Linked DNA regions of Mus musculus: all the other regions are linked to region 1. A link is a loop called in an ENCODE intact Hi-C map of the cell type or tissue named here. Cell type or tissue: left cerebral cortex. All regions are shown on one strand.

Region 1 (8,000 bases):
TGAATGCTTCCCAGGATAACCTTAAGCACCTTTCCAAGGACACACAGGCTTCCTATAGTAAGAACCAGCCCTTGCCCAGGGACAATATGTCATTAGAAAGTATAGCTAGTACTCTACATTTAGTGCTTTAGTTGGTAGTTTACAGAATTAAGATGGATGACATGGCCTGCTAGTGAGGCACTTGTCGCCAAGCCTAAGGGCCTGAGTTTGATGATCTGGATCCAGTGTGTTGGCAGGAAAAACCAGACAACCCCCATATGTTGTTCTCTAACTTCTACAAGCATGCAGTAGCATGCTCACACACAAATAAGTGATGAAAGTATTAGAAGAAGAAGAAAAACAAGAATGCTGAAAAGGGTAAAGAAAACATGAGAGGTTTTCATTTAAAACAAACCAAGAAACCCACTGATTTTAGAATAGTATGTATGAGGGACAAGAATTCCCAGGGCAGTGAGGTCCTTTTACCTTATGTAATTGGTGAACAAGGTAATATACTAAGCAAGTCTAGTTATCCCCTTAACTACGTGATTGGGAATAAAACTTAAGTGGGCACCAAGGCACGCTAAAAACTGACGCAGCAGCACCTCTAAGTGTCACTGACTCGGAAGCTAGCCAGAAGCATCAACAAAGAAAGACAGATGTCCAAACTTTGAAGTGTTTTAGCTTATAAAGGGGAGACATTAAACCGCCAAATTGTTTCCTATAGATTTACCTCTCTTTGTTTTTTCCTGAACAAATACATTTAAATGACCAACGGCTTCCTCAAATAATTTAGATCCTTAAGTTTTATTGATGCTAATGACCTCCATGGACTTGAGGTTTTAGGTCCTTCCAAGGATAGCTAAAACCATCTTAGATTTTAAAACACTGTCTTCATTAGAAAATCTAACACTCCTACCCAATACCCTGCTGGTATGTGCAAAATAGATAAAATTTAGCAAGTCAGGTATTGATATTGTAAAACGTGCATTTCAATAACTGCTATAAAATTATATTCAAAGGATCCTCCAATCTTATACCATGTTGACAATGTAGAATTTCCAAGACCTCGCTTTAGAAAAGGGAAAATGACGTTTACAGCCTCACCTGAGCGACACAAACTGACTTTCTAAGATACGCCTGTCTATATTGTTTTCAAAGAGAACTTTTTCAGAATTTGAGTCTTTTTAAGCCACACATAGACTAAAGGTATGCTAGTTTTCGGTTATGATTTTCTGTAATGTTGTGATTTACTAACTGAATTGATTGGAATACTGCATTTTCCTGAAAAAGTGTTGTGGGTAAGCAATGCCTGAAATTATCCATTACTTTATAGTGGCTCACAATCCCCTAAACTGGGGAGAAAAAAAAAATCAGAGTAGTAAAGGATACAACCAATAAAAAGTCTCTTAAGTTGTAAAGGTAATCTAATATCAGGCAAGAGCTTGCTTTCCTCCCGTGCACAGGCCAAATGCAACCTTTCAAGATGCCTGAAAGCCACGTTCCGAATCAGTGCTGAAGTGTTCTATACTTCAGAACTTACAGAATGTTTACATAATACTTTATATTACCAACTTCAACTATTTAAAAACTTCCTAACACATCCAAATGTCACATAAAGAGTAGCTGTGTTTTTGTGTATACAACAGAATTTACATAGCAAGAAAAAAAAAACTTTAAAGACTGAATCCATTGTAGTCTTTGCATCTTTTCAATGCCTTTTCACATACACTCAAATTCTGACCTACCACATTCCGCACTTGTTTTAAAAATATCCTATCTTAACGTGTCTGTTTAAAAATAGCTTTCCTTTCATCCTTTCCCAATTATTTTTAAGTAGAAGTGTGCTTTTCATTTTCAAGTCACAGATTTCTTAGCCCCAACCACCCAAAAACTCACTTCATTCTTTCAAACTCCAAGGAAACAAACTCTGGAGTTCAATTTGAATCTCCAGACTTCCAGTACACACTCAGTTGCTGGCTCGATACAATCTTTCCTTGGGCCATTTCACAACCAAATGTGAGAAGCAATATAACAAACCAAGAGCATCTTGGGAGGGGACATCCACACACCTTCAAGAAAGTTTCCGGCTGCCTGCCCAGTTCCTGGCACTTTCTTAGACCAGGCAGGGCATGCCACCTGCATGGGTACACGGTCTCAGGAAGACACCAAAGGCTTAGGGAATGGAGGGCTGGAGAGAGGAGGCACAGGACAAACCAAAACACAACCCTGAGAGGCAGCTGACATTTCAGGATGAAGCTCCGAAATTCCACGGCCAGGGAGGCACCAGCCAAGCTCGGCCCTAACTACCTGGCACGATCCGCTCGTGTCCTGTCTTGGGGACACTCGGAAGGTGGAAAGTTTCCCCTTTCGGCCGTGCCAGGAGCGGGGCAGAGTGTGGGGAGGCGACAGGGGTCTGAGAAGTAGGTCTTCCCAGGCGGCCCCACCCGCTTACCTTGTGCGATGGCAATGGACTCGAAGCGGTGCAGCTCTTTGAGCAAGCAGCTCCTCTCCGTGGAGTGCAGGCTGTAGATGAAGTCGCGCGCGCCCTGCGCCGTGTTCAGCGCCTCCATGGGCTCCTTCTTGGGGTGTGTGCCCAGAAGCCGGGGACCGCCGGGAACCCCGAGCGCCAGCAGTCCCCGGCCGCAGCAGCACCAGGACGGCAGGCGGGGCGCGGCGGCAGGGCCGGGCCTCAGGCTGCGCGCCGTCCGGCTCCCCAGCAGCGGCAGCAGCCGGGACATGGCGCTGGAGCGCGACCCCCGCAGCGGTCCCAAGGGAAGACGGCTTCGGGGCGCAGCTGGACAGAGGCTCAGGAGCTGGGCTCAGCCCGGCCCCGCCCCGGGTCCTCCTGACGCGCGGCCCGGGCGCCCGACACCATGCACTCGGCGGGCCCGCGCGGCGACCGCCTCCCAGCCGTGCCCGCTCCGCTTCCCGCAGGCCGTGAGCCCGGGAAAACTTTCTGCGCCGCGGCCGGGCCGGGAGCTCGGAGCGGGCGGGCGGTGCGGGCGGGCGGGCGCCTCCCGGATGAGGAGCGGCGGCGCGGGCGAGCTCGGCGAGCGTGTCTGATCTTCCAGAGGGATGAGTCACCGCGCGCCGCCCTCCTCCGGCGCCGCCCTCCGCCGCCGACCGCTTTCCCACCCTCTGGCCTCACGCCGGCCTCACTCGGTAGGGCTGCTGCGCCCTCAAAGCAACCGCGCCGTGACAATCAGGCCCGAGCCGCAGCCGCCACCCCTAGCGGCGGAGCCCGGGATAGGAGGGCGGGGCGGCAGGGACTGGGCGGGGACTGGGCGGGGCCACGCAGGCGCATAGCCGCTTGGGAGGGAGCTCATCCTGGAGTCTCCACCCACTCCTTTGCGTGGCAAGGAAAGGAAGGGGTGCTTACCCCGTCAGACGGCATCCGCCTGTGTTAAATGCACGGCAGAGAGCAGCAAAATAGAGTTCAGGGCTGGATGCCCGGCGGGGTGGTGCAGCTCCCGCACTGCTCTCCGAAGCACCGTCCTAAATCTGGAGTTCGGACGGCCCTGGAGGAGCAGCCGGATGGATAAGAGCCTCGTGGGGTCACCGCACCCAGCCCAGGCCTGCGGGACATGAAGCACAAAGAGCCGCACCCTTCGCCAAGCCAGAGAGTGCCCACCGAGGCCAGACAGTGCGGCGCTGAAACGCCCTCTCTGGCAGCACCCTGGGGAAGGCGGCAGGGCCGGCTCAACCCGTCCCAAAAAGAGGAGGGTGTGAGGCTGAGACTTAAGATTTGGGGAGGAGAATACTCTTCCCTGACCCGACAGCTGTTTACTTGGAGATTGTCAACTCTGGAGCCAGGGCGAGAATGTCATAAACCTTTATCGAATGGTCTCTGGGGATTTATGTCCCTCTTTTGGTGCCACGCGGAGGAGAGACTCATCCCTCTTGCCCAGATCCTAGATATTTGCAAGGCCAGGGTCAAATGTCACCTCCTTCATGAAACGTTCCCTTCTTTGTAAGGAAGATCACTGCTTTATCTGAACCTATCTGAGGACACTTAGGCACCCTATCTTAGAAAAATAAATCTGCTTAGACGATAAATCTACTCAAGTGTAATCAAGATCCAAATCCCCTCCTTATCGTAACCACTGCTGCAGCTCAGAACCTTGCATGAAGTGAATGTGCTATAAGCACGTAAGACAGCACAGCCAGTCCCACAGCTGTGGTTTTGAACTTGCAAATGCAATGAACCTCAGACCAAAAGTACTTGGAAAAAAAAGATGTATCTGCAGACTTTCTCATTATTCCGTTAATGGAACAGTGTAACAACTATTTCCGTGCACCTACACTGTATTGGTTATTATAAGTAATCCAGAGATGATTTAAAGTATGTCGGAGAGTCCAATCAGCTGTACTTTTATAAACCCTTCAGTTAAAATTAATGTCCTCAAGAGTGAACGGGAGGGGGGACGGGGGGGGGGAGGCTAACTGGGGGGGGGGGGGAGACCCTCCCCTAGAGTGGGTGGCACCTTCTGCCGGGTGGCCTAGAGAAGAAGAGGACTCCTCGAAACTCTGAAATTCCCATATTGCTTCTTTACACTGCCTTCAATTCTTACCAGAGAACGTGTCCACCTTTGTTCCTACTGCTGCCCTCCACTGACACCACTGTTCCCTTCTACAGCCTTCTGAGCTGGAATGACAACCAGAAACCCTTCAGGACTCTTCCAAGTCCCAAGCACCAGATTTGGACTGTGGCCAAATCCAGCTTCATGTACAGTGTGTGTGTGTGTGTTGTGGGAGCGGGGGGGGGGGGGGGGGGGAGGGTCCTGCAAGCTCTACAGCAGCAGGGAAATGAACTACCAGAGCCTCAGCTCAGCCAGCAGTCAGCTGGTGCTGATTCAGACTTCTGGAGTCTGACACCAGACCAGTTTATTTTAGACTTATTTAAATAAAGTACAATTTTGGAAAAGTTTCTTGGTAACAATTATCCCAATCCCACCTGCACAATAAAGCTTAAAGCTACACTGAAACTAATGTGTAAAGTTCATGTGACCTCGACCATGAAGATGGGCTGTTTAGCTTAAGGGCCTAGGATCTGGTGTGCTTTTGGTCATACAGATAGAACAAAGGTTACCAGGTTATGAAGTGCACATGACACCTCCTCTAAGGATGGGTTCTATTGACTGAGAAACAAAGAGAGGTCTAGGGAGAAAGAATCTAGGATAGCCCTATAGATAGCAAAGATCTCCAGGCTATTAACAACATACATTCTCAGCCTTCTTGGTGGAAAACATATACATTTTCTCCACTGAGGAGACAACGCTGTGTGATTAACATTCCTACTTTCTCCAGTGCTTATCTGTGATTACCGGTGCCCTCTACAGTACTGAGTGGCTTCTGGGTTCTCCACCTTTGCAGCATACAGATGCCATTGTTGGAACACACACACACACACACACACACACACACACACACGGTTCCGTTTCTCTCAGAACCCGATGGATACACTTATAAGTCATTGCCTAAATGTGTTAATAGTACATTGTTAAGCAGGGCATGGTGATGCACAATTGTAATCCCAGCACTTGGAAGGCAGAGGCAGGAAGATCAAGGAGTTCTAAGCCAGCTTTAGCTACATAGCATCTTCAAGGCCAATGTGAGCTACGTAAGACCTGTGATGGTGGCAGGAAGTGGTGGCACGTGTCTTTAATCCCAGCACTTGGGAGGCAGAGGCACGTGGACTTCTAAGTTCGAGGCCAGCCTGGTCTACAGAGTGAGTTCCAGGACAGCCTGGGATACACAGAGAAACCCTGTCTCAAAAAATTAAAAAAGAAAAAAAAAGACCTGTGATGGTTTGTATATGCTCAACCTAGGCAGTAACACTAGTAGAAAGTGTGTCCCTGTTGTAGTGGGTGTGGCCCTGTTGGAGTAGGTGTGTCACTGTGGGTGTGGGCTTTAATACCGTAGTCCTAGCTGCCTAAAAGCCAGTCTTCTCCTAGTGGCCTTCAGATAAAGATGTAGAACTCTCAGCTCCTCCTACACCATGCCTGCCTAGATGCTGCCATGTTCCTGCCTTAATAATAATAGACTGAACCTCTGAACCTGTAATCCAGCCCAAATTAAATGTTGTCCGTTATAAAACTTGCATTGAATGTTCAAAATACCACACCAAAACAAAACAATAACAGTCTCCAGGCTGTGTACTGAAATTCTTCTCCACTGAAACCTCTTGGGCCAGGTCTGCACAATTCAAATCACTCTCAGCAACAAAGTCTTTCATATTCCTACTAGCATGACCCATTAAGCCCCAGTTAAAGCATTCCATTGCTTTCCAATTCCAAAGCCCCAAAATCCACATTCTTTCAAACAAAAGCATGGTCAGGCCTATCACAGCAATACCCCAGTCCCTGGCACCAACTTGTTAGGGTTTTACTGCTGTGAACAGACACCATGACCATCCAGACAATCCACTGGCTACAGCCCATGAGTCAGTGAACAGTCCTACATCTGCCCTTTTCTTCTTCTAAACAAACTGTAATGCCATGTATACTGCCTGAAGTTCTGCCCACTGTGAAGATTTTCCTTCACCTGTATCTTTCCAGGTTGTCCCAGAAAGGGGTTGTAATGCTGCAGCTGTCCACTTCTGGGTGGTGCCTTCATATCATGCAGAGCCATCAGTAAACCAGGTCCTAGTCGTCTCTTCTTCCTATGTCCTTATGTAGGTCTCCAGCAGAAGATGTGTACCACCACGACTAGATCTGAGACTTGTTTTGTCCCAGGCTGACCTTGAACTTAGAGATCTCCTTGCCTTAGTCTCCTGGGACTCATAGCCACTATGCCTCAAGATCTCCATGTCAAGATCCAGGCCAGAAACTTATGTCTCCTGGCCTCAAGATCTGGATCACAGGTGTGCCTTCCAATTCTGGATGGTAGTTCATTCCAGATATAGTCAAGTTGGCAACCAAAAATATCCATTACAAGACCCTCTCCTTAAAATAAAAGTAGTAGATTGTCAATACTCACTCCCAATGAATTAAACTGTTGTTATCTTCTGGCTTTGTGTAGTTCAGCATATTAACTCTAGGCTTAGCCATGTGATTTGCCTTAGCTGATAAGAGAGACACTACAAACCGGATCTAATATGCACTTGCTTGTTTGAGGACTTACTGTATTGCCTTTTGTATGTATAATAGTAGGAAAAAATAGATGCATAAGCAAGACACTTATGAGGCAGGTTGCACCTAGAATAAATGGGTAAATGTTAAACTAGATTAAAAGAATGGTTTGCATGAGAAGTGTCTTGTACACGAGTAAACTTCTGGGTGAAATAAGATAGGAAGAGCCGCTTTGATAGTTTGTTTGTGCTTGGCCCAGGAAGTGGCACTATTTGGAGGTGCGGCTTTGTTGGAATAGGTGTGGCCTTGTTGGAGTAGGTGTGTCACTGTGGGCGTGATCTTAGGACCCTCACCCTAGCCTCACTGCCTGGAAGTCAGTATTCTTCTAGCAGCCTTCAGATGAAGATGTAGCACTCTCAGCTCCTCCTGCACCATGCCTGCCTATATGCTGCCATGTTCCCCTCCGTGATGATAATGGACTGAACCTCTGAACCTGTAAACCAGCCTCAATTAAATGTTGTTTTTTATAAAATTAAAAAAAAAAAAAAACGAAAGAAAATGAGTAAACTTTAAATACCAAGAAGTTCAAAAGGAATGCCTCTCCTCTCCGGATGAAAATATAGCTGAGTGGTGCACAGTGCTTGCCTAACACATACAAGGCCCTGGGTTCAATCCTAAGCAATGTGTAGATTAAAGTAAAAATAAAGGCAAGAATTGTAATACCTCTAGATTGATAGATATGTCATCCCTAAACTGAACACCTACTGGTAACACCCATTGTAGGACAATTATAGTCTTGTGTAATCTCTGATAAAGCTCAGATAAAAAAGACAAGTCCCAGAGACACTCAACTAATGACCAGCCGGGTATGAGCTGACATGTTTGCCCTTTGTTATCTATAATTACACTCTCTGGAGAAAGCGCAGCACAGGAGCAAAGGCGGGGGGG
Region 2 (8,000 bases), 250 kb before region 1:
TTTGCACTTTATTTTATAAAGCTAAACACTAGAGGTTGGAGTAGAGAGCTCTAATGTCCTTTCAATATAAAAGCATTTCTGACTCAGATACAAGTGGATCCCTTCCAATAGTTTTCAGTGTGTCCGGCACCCCAGATACACAGGATTGATTGAAGCTTTTGCTATGCCTAACACTTCCCTCTTTTTATGAGTTTCCTAATTGCCCTACAGTGTTATTACTGTGAAGAGACACCATGACCAAGGCAATTCTTATAATGGCAAACATTTCATTGTAATTGGGGCTGGCTTATAGCATTATCATCATAGCAGGAAGCACGGCAGTGTGCAGACAGGCATGGTGTTGGAGGAGCCAAGATTTCTACATCTTCATCTGAGGTTAGCCAGGAGGAGACTATCTTCTGCAGGCAGCCAGGAGGAGACTCTTCCACACTTAAGCACTAGCAGACCTAAAAGCCCACCCCCACAGTGACACACGTCCTCCAACAAAGCCACACCCATCCAATAAGGCCACACCTCCTAATAATGCCAGTCCCCATGGGCCAAGCCTATGGGGGCCAAACCGATTCAAACCACCACACTAATTATTTAAGGAAGTGAACGTTGACTGTGGATCAGCCCCAAGGCAACAGGTTAGCATATGTTAATCTCAAAGAACACATGGGAATGATCTCGATTCCAGCACTCAAAGTTGTTATAAGGAACCTTAATAAATGTATATGAGCACTGCATCTAAGCCATACAGTTTCGCTCATGTGTAAGGGTCCAGTGCTATGACTCTCAGTATCTCATCTTTAATTTCCTGGATCCAAACACCTGCTCATTATTGCCTCCCACCCTCAAACAGCAACTTGGGAAGACACACACCAAGCTCATCTTTTGTGTGAAAGGAGACTGCTTATAAGGAGACTTATAATAAGCTAGCAGTTCAGAGCGTGATTCTGTGTCATTTTAGACTGACCAGTGGCTAGCTGAGTTTGGACTTGAGTTTGTTGGCCATGATTCTGCCTGTCTGCTTGGTGGCAAGGCATGGCATTTCCAGCTGTAACAGAGACTCAGGCGTCTACGAAGTGTAGCAGACCAAATGAGTTTCACTAACTTGGCTTTCTAGAGAGGAAAGGAAGCCAGATCTGTCTAGCAATTTTTTTTTCTTCTCTGTAGATTATACCGGAAAAATATGAGGACTTTTTACTCTTCGGAGCCTTTTTTGAAGCTACCATGATTGACAGGAAGATTGGAGACAAACCGATCAGCTTTGAAGTTTCTGTTGGTGAGTGCAGACACTTGTAGGGCTTGGGGAGTGTTTGTCTCTTGAAGAAGTGAACGAATGCCTTACATAAGGTGATTGTACTGTGGTGGAGATGATAGTCAGGACCTCAAACAGAAAGGATGCTTCTCTGGGTACCCAGTGTCAACACATAAAGAGTAGATTTATCCCTATAGATTTTTAGAAACAAACAAACACACAAAAAGAAAACAGTAATCAGTATAGGTGTGGATTCAGGGACTTGGGTTACTAATCTTGGTTCCATTACTTTGGGATGATTTCACTTCTCTGGGGCTTGGTTTCCTCGTGTATACAATAGGAAATATAATGACTCCTCCAGAATTGCAAGATTTGAAGAGTTGATGCCATACGTCACACATTCAGTAGAGACTACAGCCATAGTCCCCAGCCATCTTCCTTGGCTAAGGAGCAGCTCAGCTAAGAGCACTAATTCCATCAGAGAAGAGCAGATTCACGTCCCGGCAGCTATGTTGCAACAGAGCAGAAGGAAGTAGAGATGAGATGCAGTCCTAAGCTACACAGCTGGAGGCCTGGCAGGGAGTCCCATGTCTGCATGTTCACAGGATGAAGATGTCTATTAAAACTGTGAAGGACAAAATTCTGACAGGAGAGGCCTTGTCTTTTTTTTCCCTTTTATTGATTTACTGAAAATAAATGTTTTTTCTCACATAATGTATCCTGATTATGATTTCTGCTCCCTTGATTCCTCCTCCTGCTTCCTCCCACCTCCCCTCTCATCTGGATCCACCATCTTTCTGTCTCTTACCAGAAAACAAACAAGATGCTAAGAGATATATGATATGATATGACATGACATGACATGATATGATATGATAAAAATTAACACATCAGAATTGGTCAAGAGAAGGCACAAGAGACAGACACCAACTCATTTGAACAGTCAGGAAGCCCATAAAAATATTAAGCTGGAAGCTATTCTATATGCACAAAGGACCTATAGTAGAAATAAAGAAAAAATATTTAAATAAAAAATACAAATATAAAAATGTAAAAATAAAATATCAATAGAGAAATTATATAGATAAAATATAAAATAATAATTTATAAATAAAAACATTTTTAAGAATAAGAATTTTAAAAAGGTAAAGCTCTGATGTGACATCATGAGACAAGGAGGCTTCAAAGCTGCCACGGAGTTCATTTTCTGGTGGCCATCTACTGCTGGGCATGCAGCCTGCTCTTAGGGTTATTTGTTTCCCGAGTGAGACTCCCTTGGAGGAAAGTGGTTATCAACTGGAAATGGTTTCTGGGTTAGGGATGGGGCCAGTGACCATTCCTCCTTTCAGCTCTAGGAGGCCAGCTGGAGCAGTGATCTGTCCCTGTGCCTGCTGGAGAGACCTTCTCTTACTGGAGAGACCTTCTCTTACATGAAAACATTTCCCCTCCCCCACTCCTCCTCTCTCTCCAACACCCACTCACCCTTTAAAAACATGATATCATCTTTGGGTACTCACACTTCTCTTAGAGAAGAAGCAGTTTTGAGAAGGTTCCTAATATTTTGTGTGTGTGTGTGGAAATAAAATCTGATTACCAAATGACACATCCAGAATGATAATTTATCAAGTCTCCATGGCGAATTTTGGTAGGCGGTATACACTAAGCTGTTAAAAGCGGGGATAACTCAGAAAGCCAAAGTATTTTGCTGCTAAGCCCGATCACCTGACTTTGGTCTTTGGGATGCACAGGTGGAAGGAGAGATCCCAGCACCTGCATGTTGTCCTCCGACTGCCACACTTACTCATAGATATATGTACCCACACAAAATAATGTGATAAAATTAAAATAGGTAAAAAAAAATGGCTATAAATAAAATTAAAAATAAATTAATAAAATTAAAACCTTCAGAGGATTTTTTTTCCTTAACCATCTTTGTTGACTTGCAACTTGTGTACGTTTTATGAACAGGAAAATAAGAATTCTTGACTTTGTCAATCAGTTTTCTTGTTCTCCATGGGTTGTTCTTTCTGTCTTTATCTTGAGATCTTAGCTCCTTGCTGTGAGAGGGTGTGGGTATGCCAAGCTGACTGATCCTAGCTCCTTGCTGTGAGAGAATGTGGGGTATGCTAAGCTGACTGATCCCACTCACTGACATTCAGCCCATTGCTCTTGTCTCTGAAGGTAACTTTGGGAACCTGATTGATGGAGGGTCTCATCATGGAAGTAAGAAAAAATCGACTGAGCTGACTGAAGAGGACGTCCTTCCTTTGCTGCACGAAGGAGAAAAAGATGTGGCCCAGGACAGTGCCATTTCCATGGCCTCCACCACTCACCCAGAGAAGCCTCTGGTGACAGACGGGAACAGGTAGGAGGAGACAGGGCAGGTGAGAGCAAAGTTTCTGCTGGGTGACAATTTTTGCCAATTCCTGGGACGGTTTCATCCAGCTTTCAGTAAGATAAGAAACACAAATTCATCTCAGTGCTGGAACCAGCTGCAAACAGGAAAAGCATTGTAACTACCACTCTAGTAAGTCCTTAGCCCCCCCCCCCCCCAGAGACACGCCCAGGGAATTCATCTAAAGGCAGAGCAGCCATGATGCTCTGTTAGACCTGAGAGAAAACTATTTCCACAAGTGTCAGGTTAAAGCAGTCCAGACATTTCCCTAGGAACTGACTTCCCAGTCTGTCTCCTTGGCCACTGCTCCTCTTTCCAGATCGGGCAGATTAGATGTCCCCATCTGGGCAGCTTGTCACCAGACTCATTTGTTTCCCAGCTTGCCACCTCTAGACAGATCCCTCCACTCCCAGTCTTCCAACCCACTGTTGGAGATTGTCAGTTGTTTTCTTCCATATTTTAAAGATTTCTTTTATTTTAAGTTATATGCATATGTGGGGGTGGGAGTGGGGGTGGGGGAGCTATGTTCATGCGTGAGTGTGCCTGCTGAATCCAGGATAGTGTGTCAGATCCCCTGTAGCAGGAGTGATGGCTGTGAGTCACCCCACAGGGATGCTTGGAATAGAGCTCTGGTTCTCTGTATAGTGGTACACCCTCATAACTGCTGAGCTATCTCTCCAGCCCCAGGTCTACTTTTCCTTCCTGTCCAAAGCCAGTAAGTGACAAGTTCTGGCCAGTATAAATCTTAGGTATTTTTTGTGTCCTTAATTCTGGCCTTGTATGTCTTGTTACTAAGAGAAAAATACCTGATAAAAGCAACTAGAGGCACAAGGTTTATTTCCCCTTATATTTCGTGGAGATACAGTCCACCATGATGAAGCAGGATTGGAAGCTGGTCGCATCATGTTTACTGTCAGGTAGGAGAGAGAGAGGACAGGAAGGGAGTCAAGCAATAAATCCAGTGACCACTTCCTTCAGTGAGGTTCTGCCTCCCAAAAGGTCTCCAACCTTCCTAAACAGTGCAGGTATCTGGTGACCATGTGTTCAAATACACATACACACACATGCACAGACACATATACACATGCACATACACACACACAGATACCCACATGCACACACAGACCCATAGCATATACATATACACACATGCACACACAGACCCATAGCATATACAGACATGCACACACAGACCCATAGCACATACATATACACACACATATACACACATGCACACACACACACACCACCACCACATTCCTGGGGGCTCCACATCTTTGCTGCTTGGCTATACCTCTTAGTCCTTCCTAGCCAAACAAGGCACCAGTGCCTGGTAAGAATAAGTATTGAATGGATGAGTGGACAAACGGATAAAAGAATGGTATCAAGCTACCAAGTACTGATTTAGATTGGTATATATGCCTTTATCCCCATTGGTCATATAATTTACTTTTCTCCAAAAAATTTTACTCTCATCTGTTATACCAGCAGGTCAATACAATGTGCTCAGAATGCACATATTTAAAAAGGAATCTTGCTCTTTTTTCTTTATCAACTTAAGTCTTCATTGAGGAAGGTTTTTTTCCAACATACTCTACACACTAATGGTAATTTTAAAACTTTGTCCTATGTCTGGGGGGAACTCCTTTTGTTTGTTTGGTTGGTTTTATTTTGAGAGTTTCAAATGCAGCCCAGGCTGTCCTTGAATTTACTTTGTTGCTGAGGATGGCTTTGAATTCTCCTCCTGCCTCTCATTTCAAGTGCTAGAATCAGATGTGTGTCGCCATCTTGATTTATTGGTAACTCTTAATCATTTCCATGGTAACCACATAACCGGCGTTCACTGTTCACAGGTCTCCAATTATAGACTAAGGATGGGATTAGTAGTTTTATCATACCCTCTCTTCTGCAGCCCTACAGAACACATGAAACGTGAACAAATCGGAATTCCTTGAAAACCACTCCTTATCTACTGACTTCTGCACCCAATGTACCTTTTACAGAAATTACAACTATTTGCCCTTTGGTGCCAAGAAGCCCTGTGTCTCCTTCATCAGTTCCTGGGGAGACCAGACATTCAGACTGCACTGGTCCAACATGCTGGAAAAAATGGCTGACCTCTTGGTAGGTGGCTTCATAGATAGAATGGGAAACTGGGGACAAAGATATGCCTTTTTATTCAACCAGGGTCTTGACCTCAGGTTAAGTAACACTGAATTGGGGACTACTGCATTTCAAAGCTTCTACCATGTGGACCCAGAGGAATGAGAATGTTTTGTAAAACCCCTGGAATTCAAATCAAACTACCCAAATCAGAATCCAAACTAACCAAATCTGCCGTTTAGTCTTACAATACCTAACACGAGGCTGATCCAACATCTCCCAAAGGCAGGAGCATGAAGGCATCTCAGAGTTGACATCTGGCTTTAACTAGTCCTCTCTCCTACTCTCAGATTTCCTCCCCATCCCATATGCCTCACTGGGATGGACATCCCCTAGTCCTTTACTGGCAGTCCACAGGTCCCACCAGATGACTCTTGTCTTAACTTCCTATTCCTCTAGAGCCTACACTAAGGACAGAATTCTACCTCCCTCATTTTTGTTCCATAACTTGGCTTCTGTAAAGCAAAACAATGCCTCCTGCTGTGGGATTCTAGGAATTGCGTAACTAGACTCTGAAGATAACTTGAGAGGCGTAGCCGGCTCACAAAATGTGGAGGCCCTGGGCTTTGTAAGTCTAGTCTTGTTTCTTCTTCAGACAGAGTAGTTTTAGTTCATCACTAAGAGAGCAAGGAATTAGAAGAGTGGTCAGTGTCAATAGGCCTTCGTGGCCTCCATGACTAAGTTTATTTATTCCCTTATGATGGCAGTGTAGACAGTTCCCATTAGTTTCCAGTTTTATAAATGAGGAGACTGCATAATGAGATTAGTTCACTAGTAAGTGGCACCGGAGATTAGAACCCAGGTAGCCCAAGCCAGAGCCTGAATCCTTACTCCATTGTGATGCCTGTTCCTCAGATACTGGAGATTGAGTCAGCAGGCACTGGATTTTGGCAGGTGATAGGAAATGCAGCTTTTGTAAATTCTAGCAGAGCAGTGGGAATATGAGCAATTCCCCTTAGACCCCATTTTTCTCTGAGTAGAATCCTAGAATTTAGACCCAAAGAGAAATGTAAAATTATTATGTATATCAATAGTCACTGCTGCAGTCAACCTGCCCCATTCCCTGTCCCCAAACCTGACATACTCAGAAGAGCAAGTATGTATTTAGTGTCAGTAGGATTCTATTACTCTATAAAATTGACTTAAATATTGATTTTGAAGTTACTTAATAATTACATATAAAATTTAAGATTATGAAATATTTCTCACAATATTAGGTTTTCCTCAAGGTGAGTGACAAAAAATGATGCTTAGGTAGATAGGAACGGATCTGGGGCACAATGACTGCGAGTAATGTGGGTGAGGATGCGCATCTGGTCCTACGGAAAGGAGGGATCAAAGTGGGAACGCCGCAGCTGTGTTTCCAGGCCAAGTTCACCAAGGTAAAGGGGCACTTCCGGTCTCCAAAACCACAGAGACTAAGATAGCCAGCTGTTGTTTCTGGGATGTGACAATCAATGGTGTCTATACAAGTCCCATGGCTCTGTGGTTTGTCTTCAGGAAGAAGGCATAGAAGAAGTGAGGGAACTGGTCAAGGTTTCCCAGGAGGCGCCAGAAGAGAAGATGAAGACTGCACTCCGTGACTTCATCACGCAAAGCAGGTGGGTGACGTCATCAGAGATGCGCTCCGAGGAACTCAGCTTTTAGTGACCTTGAGAAATCAGCTACGCTCATGTGCATCGGATGAGCTCGTCACAGTGCTCTATCAGTTAGCAACACTCTTAAAACAACTAAGAAGCCAAGGGGAGGGGGAAGCCAAAACGGGACACACCCACTGCTCAGATACACATGGAACAAGGGGGAAAAAATCCTCATAGCATTAACACCAAGTCACATTAACAGCAAGGGGATCCTGTAGCAGGATAAATGGAAGGTAGGGCTCTCTGGGGCCTTTGGAGGCAGCTTGCCCCCATGGGAGCAACTTGGACCATCCTGAAACTAACTCAGTCAAGACAAGCAAAAATAAGAATTTGCTAAAATAGACTTACTAAAAAGTGAGTGGAGATTAAATTATATCAAAGGTAAAACCCAGTAGACAGGCAGTAGGAATACCCAATATTCTGCTACATGTGTGTACATATATACATATATACATATACATATACACATACACATATACATGTGTGTGTATGTATGCATGTATATATGTATGTATATATACATATGCATGTATTTATATATATATGCATGTAAGCAAAG
Region 3 (8,000 bases), 160 kb before region 1:
AAGGAGCCCGAGCCCTTGGCCAAGCCCAAGTGAGTATGGCTGGCCTGCAGTTGGAAACATGGGGCCCAGGCTTTCCTGTTCCTGCACACAGAACTCAGGAGTCGGGGGTCAGGCGATAGTGCCGTCCAACCTGTGTAGTGTACGGTTTCTATAACTGAAAAGTGCCCCAAAGATCACAGACCGCAGATGGAGCAAGTCCTTCTGTAACATGCTCTGGAGATAGATAGATAGATAGATAGATAGATAGATAGATAGATAGATAGATAGATAGATTGACTGATTGATTGATTGATTGATTGATTGATAGATGATTGACAACATTTTCACACCTTTTTTTGAAAAGTTTTCCTTCAATGTCATAGTTCTAGTTAATATTTTTGAGGAGGGCATAATATTCCATGGGCTTAGTGCCCATTATCAACTTGGTCACCACCCACAATCAGATAATCAACTTAATTTTGTCATTTTCTGTTTTGCTTTGTTTTGTTTTTTCGATATGATCAGAACATTTTCTTTTTCATGCGTCATTACTCTTTAAAAATAGCCAGAATCAGAATTATTTTTAAAAATGATGGAACTTTATTGTACCTGATTCTTGGTTACATAGCCATTAAGAACTGAATGTTCATGAAATATGCATATAAAATGCCTTTCGGAATCATGCACATTTGTCCTATCGCCTCAGACCCCGGGTGCCTGATGTTGTTCTACACCCATCTGGTGCCTCTCATAGTGTCAGGAACATAACAGCGCTTCCTTGCTAACTCAAAGTTGTTTATTAAAACATCTGTCTAAAACACTTTGCTCACAGAGACACACACACAAGGTCCACACAGGGTCCACACAGCGTCCAGGGCTGAGAGAGAAAAGTGGACACAGGCTCCCAAGACTGACCAAGAAACTCTCTACAATTGACATCTGTTTGCAAAAGAAAAAGTAGTTTTCTCCACTGGAGTCTCACTGGGTAGATAAACCACACTTGAGGGCAGGCCCGTGCCCAGCAGTAGTTGGGCAACACAAAAAGAGCTCATTTTGTGGACTTTTTGTTTCATATTGCTATACTCAGGCATTTTTTTTTTGTCTTGTATATTACAGATTCTAATTTTGTGTTTTTACGGATGTTTTGTGTCTTTCTGTGCCTTACTTCTTTGTTTGTTGGTTGGTTTTGATTCCAGGTTTGGGTTGACTTTTTTGGTTGTTTGTTTGTTTGTTTGTTTTGTTTCTGTTTGTTTTTTCTGTTTGTTTTCTAAATAGAGAGGAAGAAAGGACATGGAGTTGGGTGGGGGGGAGGTGAAGAGGATCTGGGAGGAGTTGGGGGAGGGGAAACTGTGATCACAATATATTGCACGAAAAATCCTTTCAATTAAAAAATAAATAAAAATTTAAAAAATATGTATATTTTGGAGGGCACAAAAGAAACGTGAAGCCTAGACTCTGACTGCCAGCAGCTTTTCACTTATTTAGGACACATAGCACAGAGACTCATAAAGTAGTTAGAGGAAGAGAAGCCAACTATGCTGTGCTCAGAAAGAGGGTCAGTCAAGGTGAGGCAGGAATTTAGGGCAAGTGCTCCTCATGGACCATCAAGACATGCAGAAGGTGGGCTTGATCTGGTCACAGGACAGATGGAGGGATGGGGGGTGTGGGCTTCAGGGTGGGTTCTAACGGGCTCTGGTTCTAATCAGAGCACCTTTTAACACCATGCAAGAGTCATTACAGACTACTTAGTGAGAGGTCCCACTTCTGTTGCTCTCAGGGGAATATTCCCCTGCTCCCCGCTACTCTCAGACCCCTCCTATGGGTCCCCAGGAAGACAGAAGTGATTCCTGGCAGTTTGACTCCTGGATATTGACCGTGACCCCCTTCCCTGATTCCTTCCCTAGCCGCCCAGACACCTCCTTCTCGTGGTTTGTGAGCCCCTTCAAGTGCCTGTACCACCTCATCTGGAAGAACTACAAGAAGTACATCATCATCGCCTTCATCCTGATCATCCTCATCGTCTTCCTGGTCCTCTTCATCTACACCCTGCCAGGCGCCATCAGCCGGAGGATCGTCGTGGGTGGCTCGTAGGACACAGATCTTTTTTTCATGATTGCTCCCCTCTGTTCTATACAGGGCCCTCTAAGATCATGTGCTGCGAGAGGTACTGTGCTGAATCTAAAGGGATAGACTCCTAGGACCCAATAGCCTTCCTGTGTCTTGGGATGACAAATCAGGTCTTCTCCAGGAAAGACTGGACTCTGGCAGTCTTTCGCTGCCCCAATGCCTGCTACCATCTTTTAAACCCCTAAATCCCAAGTCTGATTTTTGCCCACAAGTAATCTGAATGAGTCTTTCACTCCAGGCTAATGAACAGTGACCTCAAATTGACCTCAGCGAGCCTTTTCTTCATGTAATAGATTCTATTTTTAAAAGATTAAACTCTGGGTCTGAGATTTTATTAGAAGCACTGCATTTCAAACCAAATGTCTTAGTAAATGGACTCAAAGCATTTAGTAAATTACTAGCTATTTAACATGTCCCCCAAATTGCTTGATTTAGTCTTCAGGGTTTTAGGACATAGCCACTTTCAGGCTGTCAAACTGGCTTAGCAAAATATGTGTTTAAATCATGTAAAATAGTTCATTGTTGAAATTCCCCTATAGCAGTGGTTCTAATTCCATGGCAGTAGCAAAATTACAGTTATGAAGCAGCAACAGAAATAATTTTATGGTTGAGGGTCCCCACAACATGATGAACAGTATTAAAGGGTGGCAGCATTAGGAAAGTTGAGAACCACGGCCCTATAGAGACAAAAATACAGCCAGGTTACCTTCAAAGTCAACCACACATGTGTCCTAGCAGTAGTGAGCTATGAGAAGTTCACTCTAATTTGCTCTGTGGAAGTTTCCAAATGGAGGTTGCAATTTGTCATAAGACATATGAACTATAATTACGTGTGTGTGGGAAGTCAGAGCAAGCTCCCTGCCACCCAGTGGGAATTCTCATCTGCTAGATCCACAGCCTCCCACCAAGTGTCATTGTCCCCACTGGTCACATGACTGTGATATGAATGCCCAGCGCTGCCTCTGCCCATCCCTTACCCGCCCAGCAGGTGAGCCAGGTTCTAGTGTGAGTCTCAAGTACAGAGTGGAAAAACCAGTCTGAGAAGCGATAGCGTATTCACCTGACAGATGGCACCAGTGCCTCGAAAGGAAACTTCTGGGCTCCACAGCACAGTCCCTAGATTCTGTCCTATCTGGGGTGGAGATTGAACTGGGGGCCTCCTTTCACAGACACAGTAAGGAAATCAAAGAACCGGGATGTTTGTCCCCACAAACCTTTCTTCTTCTGTCATAAAGGGCCATTTAGTGGTACTGGGGAAACTGAGTTGGGTTCCTTTCCTGATACTAAAAGCATCAAGACTCTGACTTTTATTTTTCCTGATTTTTTAAAGTTGGGATCTGTTATAGTCTGCATGGATCTTAAACTTCTTACAGTCAAGAATAACTGTGATTCCTGATCCTCTCTGCCACTGTTTCCTAAATATTAGGATTATGGTCCTATTCTACCATGCTTGGCTTCTTAGATGGATTTTAATACTATCGCATAGCTTTTCTAGAGGCAAAAGTGCTTACATCTCCATAGAAAATCATTCTAGAATGTTCCTGGTCCATCACAAAACAGAAACACAAACTTGTAGCACTGATATTCAAACCCAGACCCAGAGCCTGGTACATGCGGGGCAAGCACTTCACCATTGATTTACAGACCCTCGGTCTCAAAAGATTGATTTTAGACTTAAGCACTGTTCAGTCAGTGCTGTCTCTGAATGCTCCGGCTCTGGCAATTATACCATCATGTTTTCCTGAAGTGCTGAGAAATAGAAGCTACCTGGGTAGTGTTTCCTAATGCGAACAGCTGTGTAGGTGGTACCATTCTCACGATGTGGTAATGTGCATTGTGGTACCATTCTCACGGTGTGGTAATGTGCATACCCCATCCTTAATGAGTAGGTCAGAGTGCTTAATATCACCAGGCACGTGTACTAAATTCACTATAGGTATATGTGTATGTACTAGAAAACTATGTACAGCATACTGTAGATACAAATATATATACAATGAAGGAAGAATGTCTAGAGAAATGTACCCACATGAACAATGATTATCCAAGCAGTATAATTTTTCCTTTGCCTTCTTATTTTTCTATTTTTCCTAAAACCTCCTTAATAAACATGTTGTATTTTAATGTAAAAAGTTAATAAACATAAACTTACCTCTGTTCACTTAAAAATATTTATTGTCTCCCTATAAGCTGGACAATTGGAGATGCAGCAGGGCTAATACGTGTGGCCAGACTACCACAGGATTTGAATCCTAGAAGTTGCCCCCAAATTACTGTTCTATCTTCAAATAATGGTTCTTCCAAGAAAGGCACTGAACAGCGAACGCGCTTCACAAGTGCATACATTTCTGGTGTTGTTGGAAAGAGGCGTGCTATTTTTAAATAAATGTAAATGTATGGGCAGGTGTTTTCTAGTGAATTCTGAAAGGTAAACTCTTGACAGAACAATACAAATTGTTGAAACACCTAATAGAAGCAAGCAAGAAAATTATCTGGACATCCTTCTAAGTCAAATAGAGTCCAGCAACTTCCCCTCGGTATCCAAAGATGTCCAGATGCCAAAAAGCCTGGCGGCAGAAGCCTGAGGAAGAGTTTAGAAATGTGTGAGATGGAGTTGGTAAGCAAGGATAATTTTGGCATCAGCCATGTCTGGTGTTCTATACATAGGATATCACATATGGCCTGTCCTACAAAGAAAAATTAAACAAAATAATGTTCTGCCTAATTATGCAGCCCCAGTACTAAAGAGAGTCACAGGTTTTTTTAAAAAAAGAATACCCATTTCCCAAGTTGTCATGAGCCCCCACCTTTCTCTCTTTCTTCTAGCTTAAATCCATTTCAGAATGCATTTTATCTCATTAAATAACATGTAAATTCCCTCACCCCCAAACAGTGCTGGAAAACTTAGTCCCAGGGAAAAACACAAACTCGCTACAGGACTGGATACCTAATGTGACATCACACCCTGAAATCATTTGATAGTCTGCTCTTCTCTTCTGCTGTAAACACCCTGGCCAAAGAGAAACCATTTTGTTTACCTTTTAAAATTGGTATACACAGTGAGTGTATGTGTGTGTACATGTTTGTGTATGTGGTCATATATGTGCAGGTGCATGTAATTGTGTGTGTGGCCATGTACATGCAGGTGCATGTGTGGAGAGCCATGCCGCGAGCAATCTTGTGGGTGCTGCCAGTAATCGCTGTGGAGAGCCGTGCCGCGAGCAATCGCCATTATAAGATGGTGCTGGCCTCCGCTGTGCCTAACTAGTAAACAAGCCTTGTACGCAGGTTCGAGAGTGAACTCACTCCTAGTCACTCCCATTCTCGGAGTGTAATAGTGGGGTGATGGGCAAGCAACGAATCAGGAGCTGTCACGCCATATCAGGTGCTGAAACGTCACGCTGTGGGCTATAAAAGCGGTGCCATTTTCCCGGTTCGGGGTCTTCCTGAAGAAGTAAGCAATAAAGCTTTTGCCACGGAAGATTCCAGTTTGTTGCGTCTTTCTTGCCGGTCGAGTGGGACGCAATATGCATGTAATTGAATGTGTGCACATGAGTATGTATGCATGCACACATATATAAGAGGTCTTACTTTATCAATTCCCATCTTTGTCTTTTGGGACACAGGTCTCTTTCTGAACCCAAAAGTTCACCAATTCAGTTAGGATGGCTAGTCAGTGAATAAGCTCTGGAAATCTACCTGTCTCTGTTTCCCCCCAAAACTAAAGATATACACCATTGTACCTTGCATTTACATTGGTGATGGGGATCCAATTCCCCAGCCCAGAGAAAAGATATTTTAGAGAGAGACACCTGTGCTCTCAGACTATTCAAACAATGATCCCCAACGAGCTGGAACTTCTCCAGGAATCTCCACCTGGGGCAAGGAGAAAACTGAAGCCTGGTGCCAAGTCAGAGTAAGATCTTGCTTATCAGCAAGAAACATCACAGCTTGTCAGACCACCTTGCAGGACAGATGCTGGGCAGTGGTAGAAGGCTAGGCCACACTAGCTTGGGACAGCTTAGTCATGTATGCCTCTTGCTCTGTCTTTAAACTTTAGCCAGTGAAGATGGACTTGAGTGGTTACTCGACAGTTTTATTTGTTCCTCTTCCTAATATGGTCATGTTGCATGATGCCCCATTCTCTCCTTTCTCCATTATTTGTCTCCTTAATTGATTATTGAGAATGGGTGGCCAACCCTAGCTGGTGAGAGCTGCCAGAGCCCAGACTCTGACCCTAACAACTACAATAATACAGGACACACAAATAGACATAGACATAATAAGATCCACCTCACAATGGGGGCCATTTGACTTTATTCTTTTAGTAGCAGCAGATAATTATTAAATCTAGACCTCATGCTAGCTGCATGGAGAGCATTGGGAACACTAAAACACACAAGTCCCTGGGCAAGCACACGAAGCATGGAAGGAAGACATAGACCAATCAGTCACACACCCCCAGTACTAAGCAACGGCAAAGTATTGGGAACAGAGACAGAGAGCCTCACAGGCTCAGATACCAGGTAGACACTCAGAGAAGCAATGGCCAAGGGAGGATGTGAGAGAAAAGAATAAAAGACTCCCAATAGAAGACAGCACATGCAGAGGTCCTGTGGAAGGAGTGGCAGAGGCCATGGAGGAGTCTGAAGGAGACCGAGAATACCATGAGGGGCAGACAGTCTAAGGCGGGGCTGCAGCATTAAGCTGGAGCCACGTCTTCAAGGACTTTAGTCTGTATTGGAAGAGCAGTAAACAAGAAGCTTTACAGATTAGCTTAACAGCCCATATGGAAAACAGATTGGAGCTCCTGAGGTCCTTCCCCTAGGAACCTGCCATCACTGGCAGCAGCAGAGCAGAGGTGGGCAATAAATAGCTGCTAAGTGTATCTTTTATCTCTAAGGCTCAAATGCTCTAAGGGAGAACCCACAATCCAGTGTTATCTTATTGACTCCGGTGTGACCCAGGGCAGCAACCTGCACGTAAGAAGCTATGCTGGGCCAGGACTGTAGGGTTGGATAATAAGCCTGATTCCAGAAGGGCTGATCCATTCTTCCCAGAGCCCATGGCAAAGAAGGCTTGGAGATTTGAGCCCTAACTCCTCTATTTCTACTGGTCCCTTCAGCTCTCTGAGCCCTAGTCTCTTCCTCTAACAGCCGGGAGCCAATTCCTATTGGGTAAGAATTACCGTGAAGAGGTGGAGAGGCTGCACGGGTCCACTAGGTGCTGGCATGAAGCAAGGCGTTGGAGGGAAACCGCGAGTGTCACAAGTATGACTTTGGAGGATGGCTTTAGGTGTGGAGTCTTCTTGGACATTGGGACCGAGGAAAGAAGGCTAGACCCATGTTCTGACAGAGAAACTCACAAGGTTCAGCTTGCTTTCTTAAATACTCAAGAACACCTTCCTGGGGTGGCACCAACCACAGTGGTCTGGGCCCTCCTACATCAGGCTTAAAAAAGAAAAAAAATGTCCCACAGGGTTGCCCACAGACCAGTCTGGTGGTAACATTTTCCCAAATGATTCTTGCTTGTGTCCAGTTGCAAAAAAAAAAAAAAAAAAAAAAAAAATCAGCAGGACAGTGGCGCTTGCTGCTGCCATATTTTTCTCTCTGGAACAAGGTGTTTTTCCCTCTGGGTTCAGACTCAAGTGATGATTAGCTCAAAAACAAAACAACAACAACAAAACCAAGCAAACAAAAGGAAGGGAGCCATCTTCACCTCCCTGCCTGATTCGAATTCTCTGGAGTTGAACAGCTGGGACTCTGCCCTTCCTCCCACCTCTCTGTCTCTTGGCTCGGCTCCAGCATTGGCCACTTCAGGTTCTGCAAACCCCCTCCCAGCACAGCAGTGGGGCCTGTGAGATCAAGAGCAGCAGGAGTCGCTGCATCCCTGTG

What was found. Peaks named below come from ENCODE experiments on the same cell type or tissue, not always from the same donor. Only the 100,000 strongest peaks of a DNase experiment are listed, where the experiment ranks them.
Region 2: it touches region 1 in a loop (1.9-fold over the local background); 2 of 42 quality-filtered maps call a loop at or near these places.
Region 3: a loop joins it to region 1, with 4 times the contacts of the local background. A loop is called at or near these places in 3 of 42 quality-filtered maps.

Annotation. Positions count from the first base shown.
Region 1 is chr15:58,820,409-58,828,408 of GRCm38, forward strand. It overlaps Tmem65 (transmembrane protein 65), which reads right to left and starts at 3,019. Exons shown (of 7, transcript NM_175212.4): 1 at 2,435-3,019. The coding sequence starts at 2,720. In left cerebral cortex, a CTCF peak has its summit at 3,215; DNase peaks (open chromatin) are centred at 2,110, 2,567 and 3,225; H3K4me3 peaks cover 3,929 bases; H3K27ac peaks cover 2,360 bases.
Region 2 is chr15:58,567,948-58,575,947 of GRCm38, forward strand. Fer1l6 (fer-1-like 6 (C. elegans)) reads left to right here. Exons shown (of 41, transcript NM_001370912.1): 12 at 1,159-1,267; 13 at 3,425-3,608; 14 at 5,642-5,762; 15 at 7,302-7,402. Among named protein-coding and RNA genes, the nearest start is that of Gm36451, 25 kb to the right of the region's middle. In left cerebral cortex, no CTCF peak of the experiment used is centred here; DNase peaks (open chromatin) are centred at 4,011 and 4,203.
Region 3 is chr15:58,660,825-58,668,824 of GRCm38, forward strand. Fer1l6 (fer-1-like 6 (C. elegans)) reads left to right here. Exons shown (of 41, transcript NM_001370912.1): 40 at 1-29; 41 at 1,884-4,263. The coding sequence ends at 2,070. Among named protein-coding and RNA genes, the nearest start is that of Gm36451, 68 kb to the left of the region's middle. In left cerebral cortex, a CTCF peak has its summit at 3,108; DNase peaks (open chromatin) are centred at 3,006, 4,743 and 7,907; H3K27ac peaks cover 296 bases.